Linked DNA regions of Homo sapiens: region 2 is linked to region 1. Evidence: chromatin loops called from intact Hi-C (ENCODE). Cell type or tissue: prostate gland. All regions are shown on one strand. Each heading gives the region's core, and the rest is flanking DNA. Links, peaks and the distances in the headings are about the cores only. Region 1 overlaps BICRA (BRD4 interacting chromatin remodeling complex associated protein). Region 2 overlaps ZNF541 (zinc finger protein 541).

Region 1 (5,364 bases), core at 64-5,063:
GAACATATCAGGCCCCGAGGGTGTCAGATAAGAGATTGTAAGCTGATCATCATAACCCCCACTTTACAAAATGAGAATACAGAGACACAGAGAAGGTAAGTAACTTGCCCAAGGTCACACAGTTAGTAAGTGGCAGAGCCAGGATTTAAACCAAGACTCCAGCATCGAGCCCCTAACCACGGAACTACCCTTCCTCTCCTACCCTAGAGACTTCAGACTCGCTCCTGGCCCCTCCTTCACTATGGCCACCCCTTTGCACTCATTTAAGTACCAATGACTACTTTTTCAAAATTAAGGTCCAGAGCTCGACGTAAAAAGCCTGCGCCTGGCAGCACAAAGCAGGGACCATGCTTTTATCCAGGGAAGCCCTGGAGTTGGAATGTGGGCAAAGGCTAAGGGAATATTCTGGAAACTCTGGCAGCTGGGATCTGCCTGTACCGTTTCCTGCAGACAGGAGACTAGAGTGAGGCCAGCGAGCCACCTAAGGTGCAACACTTAAGGAGGTGCTCACTCTCAGGGTCCCCAAGCAAAGGACTGGCACCCAAGAGTGGGCGTTACCTTATATATTTTGCAACCTAGGCGCCTGCTCTCCTGTTTTGTGTCCCACGGGGGTGGCAGAAATATTCCCCCCATCCCAGAGTGGTGGGGGTGGAAGGGCCACACAGGGATGGAGGAAGATGGATGTGGGCTATCTGGTCTGAGAGGCGGGAGGTCAGGGGAGGCACAGCTGCCAGCAGGAAGGTGGAGCTGGGGCACCGCCTAGTGGTGGAGTGAGGTAGGGCCACACACCCACTCCCCGCCCTGAATCTAACTCTTCTGCCCAGGTGGGGTGGGGGCACCTCTCCCTCCCCTCCCCTCTCACTCCCCCCTCTCACCCGGCTTCTCCTTGGCCAGCTGTTTATCCAAGGCAAGGGTGGTCTTCTCCTCCTGAATGAACATTCGGTCGATCATTACCATCTCCGCTGAGGGGCTCACCCTCTGGGGTGGGGGAAAAGACGACGTGCGAGTGAACCAGCAAGAAGGGGGAAGGGGCGCGAGCGACGGGGACGATGCGTGCAAGGTCCAAACTGTCCTTGTGATGGGAGCTCCCGCCTCCCTCCCAACCTCCCTCCCGGGGCTAGGAGGGGCGGGAGGCTCCACCTTGCCCAGAGCGGGTGAGGGAAAGGGGCAGTGTCCCAGCGAGGAGGAGCCCAGAGGCGAGGAAGGCGACTCTGACCCTACCCGGGACTCCTCCAGGAGCAGGAGCCGATATTTATTGAGCATGGCCTGGGTGCGTTTCAGCAGCTGCGTGGAGACCGTCTCAAACTCCTCGTCCACTGCGAGGAAGGGAAGAGAGGCAAGGGCGGAGATGTTGGGGGCGGCCGCGGATGCGCAGGAAGGAGGGCGGGGCAGGGTCAGCATAGCGCACCGTGGACCTGCGGCTCCACACTGGCGACGCCCCGCCCCACGGGCTGGGGTCCCCTGGGACATATAGGGCCGTGTCCTGGGGAGGCCTCACCTTTGTGGTAGTCACTGGGGGAGGGGAGGGCGCCCTGGTAGACATGGTAGGGCAGGAGGCGATGCAGGGCGTCCTCAAAGGAGGGGAAGGCCGTCTTGTAGTCGGGGTGCAGGACGGAGCCCTGGTGTTTGTGCAAATGCTCCAGGAAACTGCGGGTGGAAAGGGGAGAGACCACACACGGCGGAGGGTGGGGGGGACGGGTGAGGGCCAGGGGAAGTCCCTGAACCCTCAGCCCCAGGCCGCAACTGAACACAACAGCGGGAAGGGGAATACTTGGGCAGTGGTGTTCCCATGTACTGAACGTGCTTGTTCCATCTCACTGAGTCCCTGGGGCCGACCAAAGCAGTGCTATCGCTATCCCCATTTTACAGAAAGGGAAGGTGAGGTCGAGGAAGTGAAGTCACTCCTCTCCAAAGCACGTAAGGGAGGAAGAGCAGAGCGGGAAGTGAGGCCAGAGCCTGGAAGCTGCTATTCTGCCTCCTGCCACCTGGGGCCAGTGTGGCTCCACCGTGCCTCCTCCAAAGTGCAGCCTTCGGGAAGAAGGGAGGGAGGCTGGATCCTGTCTTCTCACGGGCCGCTTTTGTAGCCCATGTTACAATGGGTTTTGTCTGTTGGCAGTGTGACTGTCTCCCCCACCAGGCAGGCCCAACTCCACCCTCGGCTAAAAACCAGCAGCCTCTCTGCACTGTGGGGGCAGGGACTTTGTGTCACTTACTCCTGTGTTCCCAACATGGGGCTCAGGCCTGGGCACTGAGTGGGGACTTAATTCACACTCCTAGGCCAAGCAGAGGCTCACGCCTGCAATCCCAGCGCTTTGCGGGGCCGAGGCAGAAGGATTGTCTGAGCCCAGGAGTTCAAGGCCAGCCTGGGCAACACAGCAAGACCCTGTCTCTACAAAAATTATTTAAAAATTAGCCGAGTGTGGTGGCACGTGCCTGTAGTCCCAGCTACTCAGGAGACTGAGGTGGGAGGATCACTTGAGACTAGGAGTTTCAGACCAACCTAGGCCGGGCATGGTGGCTCACACTTGTACTCCCAGCACTTTGGGAGGCTGAGATGGGTGGGTCACCTGAGGCCAGAAGTTCAAGACCAGACTGGCCAACATAATGAAACCCCGTCTCTACTAAAAATACAAAAATTAGGCAGGTGTGGTGGCATGCACCTGTAATCTCAGCTACTCGGGAGACTGAGGTAGGAGAATCACTTGAACCCAGGAGGCAGAGGTTGCAGTGAGCCGAGATTGTACCACTGCACTCCAGCCTGGGTGACAGAATGAGACTTCGTCTCCAAAAACAAAACAAAACAAAAACAAAACCAACCAGCCTGGGCAACATAGTAAGACCTTGTCTCCACAATATATATAAAAAAAAATTTTTTTTTTTTGGGTGAGGGCATGCAGTCTTGCTCTGTCGCCTGGGCTGAAGTGCAATGGCATGATCTCGGCTCACTGCAACCTCTGCCCCCCGGACTTATATGTTTTTAAAAAAACACTCATGGTGGGCTGGGCGTGGTGGCTCACACCTGTAATCCCAGCACCTTGGGAGGCCGAGGCAGGTGGATCACTTGAGGCCAACATGGTGAAACTCCATCTCTACTAAAAATACAAAAATTAGCCGAGCATGGTGGCAGACGCCTGTGGTCACAGCTACTTGGGAGGCTGGGGCAGGAGAATCACATGAACGGGGGAGGCGGAGGTTGCAGTGAGCCAATATTGTGCCATTGCACTCTAGCCTAGGTGACAGAGTAAGATTCTGGCTCAAAGAACCCCCCCTAAAACAAAACAAAAAACCCTGGTGGTGGAAGGAGGGCAGGAGAGAGGGCAGGCAGGCATCCAGCATTTACCCATCCATCCGCCCAGACTCCCATCCATCCATCCCCAAACACCCCCCCCATCATCCTCCCAACAGCCATGTCCACCCACTCACTTCCCCCACCCATCACTTCACCCACCCAGTGGGGCTCAGCACCGACGCGGCCCAGCCGTGTGGGAGACATGGAGGGCACAGCAACAACCAGGATGGACCAAACTGCCGCCCTCCTGAGCCCCAGCCTGGCGGAGCCACAGCCCACCCTCCCTCCACCACTCTCTGGTCACCCCATTTTCCAGAGGGGGAAACTGAGGGTCTATGAGGGAACTACATCGCTACCAAGAGGTGGAGCTGGGCTTGGCACTTGGGCCTGCCCAACTCTGCTTCTGGAGGGTGGCCCCATGCTCCCCCAGGTCTCTGGAAGGTACAGGGCAGGCATGCAAGGATGGGGTGTGGACTCACCAGGCTTCCTTGCTGGGCTGAAGCGTGGGGGGCTTCTTCAGGCCACTCAGTTTGCTCTCATACTGGGAGAAGAAAGGCGAGTGAGAGGCCTTTGCCTCCAGAAGCCTTCCCTCCCCCGACCAGCTTCCCCTCTAGCCTAGGATAAAGACGGGACAGGGGACCAGTGTCTCACCCAGGTGGGGGCCTGGCCCCAGCTACAGGATCCCCTGCCCATCACAATGAACCCCAGGGGAAGACCTGGGCTGGGCTGGGGAGTGGACGGAGAGGGTGACAGGCAGGCTGGAGCCCTGGGTGTCCTCTGCCTGGGTTCCCTCCGTCCCCTCGCCCAGGGCTGCCTCTGTGTGACCTCCCTCCTCTGCCGGATGCCTGCTTCCCACATCACCGCCCAGCACCCAGTGCCCCTGCCTCGCACAGTCTCTCTCCCAGTGTGGCTCCTGTCGTTTCGCCCCCCCGCCTCCCTTCCTGGCTTCCCCTCTTGTCCTCAGCGTCTGGCCTTCATTCTGGCATCTCCATCTCTGAGCTTCTCCCGGCCTCTTGGGTCCTGGTCCTCCCACCTGCTCCTCTCCTTGTCTTCTGTCTCCCCCACGTCTTACATCTACAAGTGGCCTCGGCCTCAGCTGTCCCCACCCTCTCACCCTTTCATTCTCGGTCCCTGATCTGCTCCGTCTCCGGTCTGTCTCATCTAAACCCGCCTTTCCTGTCCTGAGCTCACATCTTGTCATCTCAGCCCTGTCCTTCCCGTCCTGTGTCCATATCACCTGCTCTTTCCCCAGTCATAGTCCCTTACACTGTTGCCAGTAGTCTTGGTGCCGTCTCCGTCCCACCGTCTCCGTGTTTCTCCCTCATCTCTGGCTGCCTGTCTGGGTGTCATTCTGCCCTTCCTGTCCCTGCACGGCTGTTCGTGGTGTCTCAGCTGCCTGATGGTCCCAGCTTCATCCTGTCCGCGTCTTCCAGTGTCTCCCTGCCCCTGCCAGCCCCAGTTCCCAGTTCCCGAAGACTCCTGGTCCTGTCCTGACCCCTGCTCTAAGGGCCCCTTACCTGCAGCCCGGAGGGCTTCCCTGGCCCGGAGGAAGCGGCCTTGGCCACATTCAGGGTCGGGAGGTTGCTGGCAAAAGCCTTGTTCTCGGCTGGAAGCAGAGGAGGGAGGCCTGGGGGTGGGTGGGGTGGGGGAGACAGGGCCTGCGGTCACTGCATGAAGGCCCCCTCCTCAAACGGGAGCCCCATCCTGTACCCCACCGCTCTCCTCCTGGCCCTCCGGCCCTTCAAATCTGGGGCCAGCCCTGCCACCTCTGGCCTTCCTGTGTCCCTTGAGTTCTGGCTGATGCCCTGTGCTGAGTCCCACAGCCCTGCCCCAGCCCATTCTCCCTGCTCAGCCCCGCCCACCCATCTTCAGGCCCCGTCTCCCTGGGCACATAGGCGACCTCTCTCCTACCTGTGGCGGCCATGGGTGCCGGGGCGGGGGCGTGGCTGGGGGCAGTGGGGGTCCCAGATGGGGCCTGCCCACTGACCAGCACAGACGCAGCGGGGCTGGTGAGGGGCCCCAGGCTGGTGGAGGTCTGCGGGGCGGCAGGGGCCCCCCCAGCCTTGTTCTGGAGG
Region 2 (5,364 bases), core at 316-5,315, 160 kb after region 1:
CACAAGTGGGCACCTGCATCGTGCCCCACACTTAAGCACATTGATAATTATTCACTGGTTCCTCCAGATGTTGTGTTTGGAGGGCCTGGTCCAAAGAGCTCATCCAGGTCTCCTGACTCCATGTCCAACCTGGGCAACATGGCGAAACCCTGTCTCTACCAAAATTTAAAAAAAATTAGTTGGGCATGGTGGTGCACGCCTGTGGTCCCAGCTACTCAGGAGGATGAGTAGCTTCCCATCATACCACAGCTACCTCATTTTTGTTTTGTTAACATCTTTATTATTCAGGTGCCAAATAATGCACCATTTTATTTTTTATATATTTTTTAGAGATGGAGGGGGTCTCGCTATGTTGCCCAGCCTGGTCTTGAACCCCTGGGCTCAAGCAATCCTCTCATCTCGGCCTCCTAAAGTGTTGGGATTACAGGCATGAGCCACCATGCCCAGCCAAATCCACCACTTTATTTTATTTTTTAAATTTATTTTATTTATTTATTTATGATGGAGTCTCACTCTGTCGCCCAGGCTGGAATGCAGTGGTGCTATCTCAGCTCATTGCAACCTCCGCCTCCTGGGTTCAAGCAGTTCTCTGCCTCAGCCTCCGAGTAGCTGGGATTACAGGCATGCGCCACCACATCTGGCTAATTTTTGTGTGTTTAGTAGAGACGAGGTTTCACCATCTTGGCCAGGCTGGTCTTGAACTCCTGACCTCGTGATCCACCCGCCTCAGCCTCCCAAAGTGCTGAGATTGCAGGTGTGAGCCACTGTGCCTGGCCAAATTTATTTTTGAGACGGAGTCTCTCACTCTGTTGCCCAGGCTGGAGTATAGTGGTGCAATCTTGGCTTACTGCAGCCTCTGCCTCCCAAGTTCAAGCAATTCTCCTGCCTGGGCCTTCCAAGTAGCTGGGATTACAGGCACACATCACCATGCCCAGCTAATTTTTGTATTTTTAGTAGAGCCAGGGTGTCACTGTGTTGGCCAGGCTGGTCTTTCCTGACCTCAGGTGATGTGCTTGCCTCGGCCTCCCAAAGTGCTGAGATTACAGGCATGAGTCATGGTGCCTGGCCTGAATACACCATTTTAAAGTGTAGCGTTGGGTAATTTGTAGTATATTCACAAGATCGTGCAACCATCCCCACTCTTTGCCAGAACAGTTTCATCTCCCCAAAAGGAACCCCACATTTCTTAGTTGTCACCCACAATCTCGCCCTCCCCCCAGGGCCTGGCAGCCACGAGTCTCCTTTCTGTCTCTGTGGATGTGTCTGTTCTGGACATTGCATATGAGTGGAATCATGCACTCTGTGGCATTCGTATCTGGCTTCCTTCACTCAGCATGACGTTTTCCAGGCTCATCCGTGGGGTGGCAAACGGCAGAGCTGCATTCCTTTCCATGACTGAGTGATCCTCTGTTGGATGGATAAGGCCGCGTTTTATTTGTCTGTTCATCAGTGGATGGACATTTGGGTTGTTTCCACTTTTTGGCTATTTTGAATATGGTGCTGCTGTGAATATTCACCCATGTACAAATTTTTATGGGGATTTATGTTCTAGGAGTAGAATCGCCAGGTCGTACAGCAGTTCTGTTTTAGGTCTGAGGAACTACTAGGCTGTTTTGCTTGTTTCCTCTTCCCACCCACAGTGTATGAGGGCTCCACATTCTCCATGTCCTCACTAACACTTGTTATTGTCCGTGGTTTGTTTAAATTATAACTACCCTGGCGGGTGTGAAGCAGTATCTCATTGTGGTTTTGATTTGTATTTCCCCGTGGCTGCTGACGTTGAACACCTTTCTGTGTTCTTATTGGCCATCTGTGTATCTTTCTAGAAGAAATGTCTGTTCAGGTCCTTTGCTTATTTTTTAAAATCAGATTACTATTTTTTGAGTTCTCTATATATTCTGGATGCAAGACCCTTATCTGACACATGACTTGCAAATATTCTTTCATTTTGTGGTCTGTCTTTTCACTTTATTTATGATACCATTTGCAGGACAAAAGTTTTTATTTTTTATTTTTTATTTTTTTTTGAGACAGGGTCTCACTGTCACTCAGGCTGGAGTGAAGTTGTACGATCATGGCTCACTGCAACCTTGAACTCCTGGCTCAAGTGATTCTCCCACCTCAGCCTCCTGAGTCGCTGGGACCTCAGGCCCATGCCAGTATGCCAGGCCAATTTTTGTATTTTTTGTAGAGATGGGGTTTTGCCATGTTGCCCAGGCTGGTCTCAAACTCCTGGGCTGAAGCAATCCTCCCACCTCGGCCTCCCAAAGTCCTGGGATCACAGGCATGAGCCACCACGCCTGGCTAAAAGTTTTACATTTTGATGAAGTCTAATTTGTCTGTTTTGCTTTGGTGTCTTATCTAAGAAACCACTGTCTAATCCAAGGTCATGAAGATTTACTCTGATGTTTTCTTCTAAAAGTCTGTAATTTGAGCTCTTCTTGCCTCTTCATTTTGGATGTGTTGGTTCAGATGCATTTTCATCTTCAGGGTGGAAACATCTACAGGCTCCCCCATCCGGTGAAGGAAGAGAATGTGGCAGGCAGAGGGTAAGTTAAGAAGCCCCCGATCCTGCATGCACCCTGGCAGGAGTCCTCTGGCCTTCCTGTGCCGGCCCTGGACAAGTGAGTGGGGAGGATGCTTTCAGTCCTAATGGGATTAGGGTACAGCCTCCATTTTATAGGGTTTATCAAGAGTAGTCAGGCTGGACGCGGTGGCTCACGCCTGTAATCCCAGCACTTCAGGAGGCTGAGGCAGGGGGATCATTTGAGGTCAGGAATTCGAGACCAGCCTGGCCAACATGGTGAAACTCTGTCTCTACTAGAAATATAAAAATTAGCCACGTATATTGGCACACACCTGTAATCTTAGCTACTTGGGAGGCTGAGGCACGAAAATCACTTGAACCCAGGAGGTGGAGGTTACAGTGAGCCGAGATGGTGCCACCGCACTCCAGTCTGGGCAACAGAGTGAGACTCCATCTCCAAAAAAAAAAAAAAGTCAGTGGATTGGAGTTATAGACAAAAAAGAAAAAAAAACAACAAAAAATCAGTGATCAAGGACAGAGTCCTAATCTCCCACTCTTCTTTCCTGCCATGTCCCACAGTAACCAGCAAAACGGCAGTCCCACAGACTGGACGAAGCCCAGGAGCACTTTTGTCTGCAAGAACTGCAGCCAGATGTTTTATACGGAGAAAGGGCTGAGCAGCCACATGTGTTTTCACAGCGACCAGTGGCCGTCACCTCGAGGGAAGCAGGAACCGCAGGTGAAGGGGGACGACCAGTGGCTTGGTGGTTACTGGGTTTCTGGCAGGCCTGTGGGGAGTAAACGAGATTGGTGTCACTTATCTCAGGATGGGGACGTCACTCTGGGTCGGGGGCTGGAGTCAGGCTGTGTGGCTCTCCAGGGGCAGGCCATTGCCATGGGCTGCAGCAGCTCTCCAGCTTGGTCCATGCCACAGACTCACTGCTGTTTTCTATGACAGCTTTTTTTGCTGAAGCAGCTCTTCCTTTCCCCACCTACCTTATCTCTTAAAGAGCCATCTCTTCTCTTCTGTGTTTAGGTGTTTGGCACAGAGTTTTGCAAGCCGCTAAGACAGGTGCTGAGGCCAGAAGGGGACAGGCATAGTCCCCCAGGAACCAAGAAGCCCTTGGACCCCACAGCTGCAGCCCCTTTGGTGGTCCCCCAATCGATCCCCGTGGTTCCAGTGACCCGACACATAGGGAGCATGGCCATGGTGGGTGCTTGTCGGCCTGCCTCCTTCCTGCCACTGCCCGCAGCTGCTGGGGGAAGCCGTAGGAAAAACCCAAACCAGATACCACAGAAAATCTTTGACTCCAGGCTGGATGTGGTGGCTCATGCCTGTAATCCCAGCACTTTGGGAGGCTGAGGCGGGTGGATTGCCTGAGCTCAGGTATTCGAGACCAGCCTGGGCAACATGGTGAAACCCTGTGTCTACTAAAAATACAAAAAAATTAGCTGGGCATGGTGGCAGGCACCTGTAAACCCAGCTACTCGGGAGGCTGAGGCCCGAGAATCACTTGAACCCAGGAAGGAGAGGTTGCAGTGAGCTGAGATCACAACACTGCACTCTAGCCTGGGTAACAGAGTGAGACTCTGTCTCAAAAAAAAAAAAAAAAAAAAGAAAATCTTGATCCAGAAGAACCTGGTTTGCATGTTAATTCAGTCATTCAGCATTCACTGAGCCCCTCTGTGCCAGGCCCTGTGCTGGGTGGTGCTGGGGACACAGAGGTGACCACAATAGCCTGGGCCCTGCCTCCCAGGGCTCCTAGTCCAGTGGAGGAGACAGGCCTGTCCCCAGACAGTGACAACCCAGAGTGGGCAGAGCTGGGAGCAGAGGGAGCCCAGAGAGTTCCCAGGGGGCTCCTGACCCAGCCTGAGGAGGTAAGGGAGGGCTTCCTGGAGGAGGAGGTATGGGATCTGAGACCTAGAGGATGAGGAGGAGTAGGGCTGGCAGAGCGGAGAGGAGATTTTGTGGAAGTGAGAGAGAGCATGGTGAGTTACGAGTGATCAGTCTCGTAGGGCTTGTCTCTGCAGCCTGTACTGGAGGACCCCCTACTGAAGAAGCTCCTGCTGGACTCGGGGACACAGTCCGTGGACCTGAAGGTCCCCTGAGTCAGTGGCTGGGTCATTTCGGTGCTTGTCATTTGGGTGGAGCAGCATTTCTTTCTTCACCGTCACACTGTATCTCTGGGGATCTCTCTCTTTTTAAGGGCCAGTCATCTTAATGATTGAGGCTATTCTTACACAGAGTCAGGGGCTCTGCTGGGGCAGTGGGTGCAGGAGAAGGCTGCAGCCGGATCATCGCCAGGCTCAGTACGTCAGGTCTGGCTCAGGTGTGGCCAGCCTCCTTTGCCGGGCGTGCATTTCCTAGTTTCCTGTCTCTGGCCGGTCTCCTTTTCCTGCTCTCTTTCCATCCTGGAGATGGAGTGGTGCAGTAGGTGGCTTCAGGCGACCACCTGTGGTTCTAAACTTCTTCAGGGACAAGAGAAAGACGGGGAGGAGCGAGACAGCAAGGAGAGCAGCCAGCAGAGAAAGCGGAAGAAGCGGCCCCCACCCTCCACGGCTGGGGAGCCTGGCCCTGCAGGATGCCACCAGAGCCGCCTGCGGTCACCCATGTTCCTGGTGGACTGCCTCCTGAAGGGCTTATTCCAGTGCTCCCCCTACACACCACCCCCAATGCTCAGCCCCATCCGGGAGGGCTCTGGGGTGTACTTCAACACCCTCTGTTCCACGTCCACTCAGGCCAGCCCTGACCAGCTCATCAGCTCCATGCTCGGTGAGTGAGGCTGGGGCACTCACTCTGTGATCCCAGGGTGGATTGCCTGCGGACCACAGCCACT

Evidence for each region. Peaks named below come from ENCODE experiments on the same cell type or tissue, not always from the same donor. Only the 100,000 strongest peaks of a DNase experiment are listed, where the experiment ranks them.
Region 2: it touches region 1 in a loop (3-fold over the local background); 15 of 110 quality-filtered maps call a loop at or near these places.

What each region holds. Positions count from the first base shown.
Region 1 is chr19:47,694,917-47,700,280 of GRCh38, reverse strand. It overlaps BICRA (BRD4 interacting chromatin remodeling complex associated protein), which reads right to left. Exons shown (of 15, transcript NM_001394372.1): 9 at 5,201-5,364; 10 at 4,807-4,916; 11 at 3,769-3,830; 12 at 1,499-1,647; 13 at 1,222-1,316; 14 at 876-978. Among named protein-coding and RNA genes, the nearest start is that of EHD2, 16 kb to the left of the region's middle. RefSeq lists enhancers at 615-909, 643-1,183, 1,184-1,726. In prostate gland, for the core only: CTCF peaks have their summits at 760 (motif pointing left) and 1,993; a DNase peak (open chromatin) is centred at 2,010; H3K27ac peaks cover 967 bases.
Region 2 is chr19:47,538,078-47,543,441 of GRCh38, reverse strand. ZNF541 (zinc finger protein 541) reads left to right here. Exons shown (of 17, transcript NM_001277075.3): 6 at 2,491-2,549; 7 at 3,107-3,266; 8 at 3,564-3,737; 9 at 5,003-5,300. Among named protein-coding and RNA genes, the nearest start is that of NAPA, 26 kb to the right of the region's middle. In prostate gland, for the core only: a CTCF peak has its summit at 2,528; no DNase peak of the experiment used is centred there.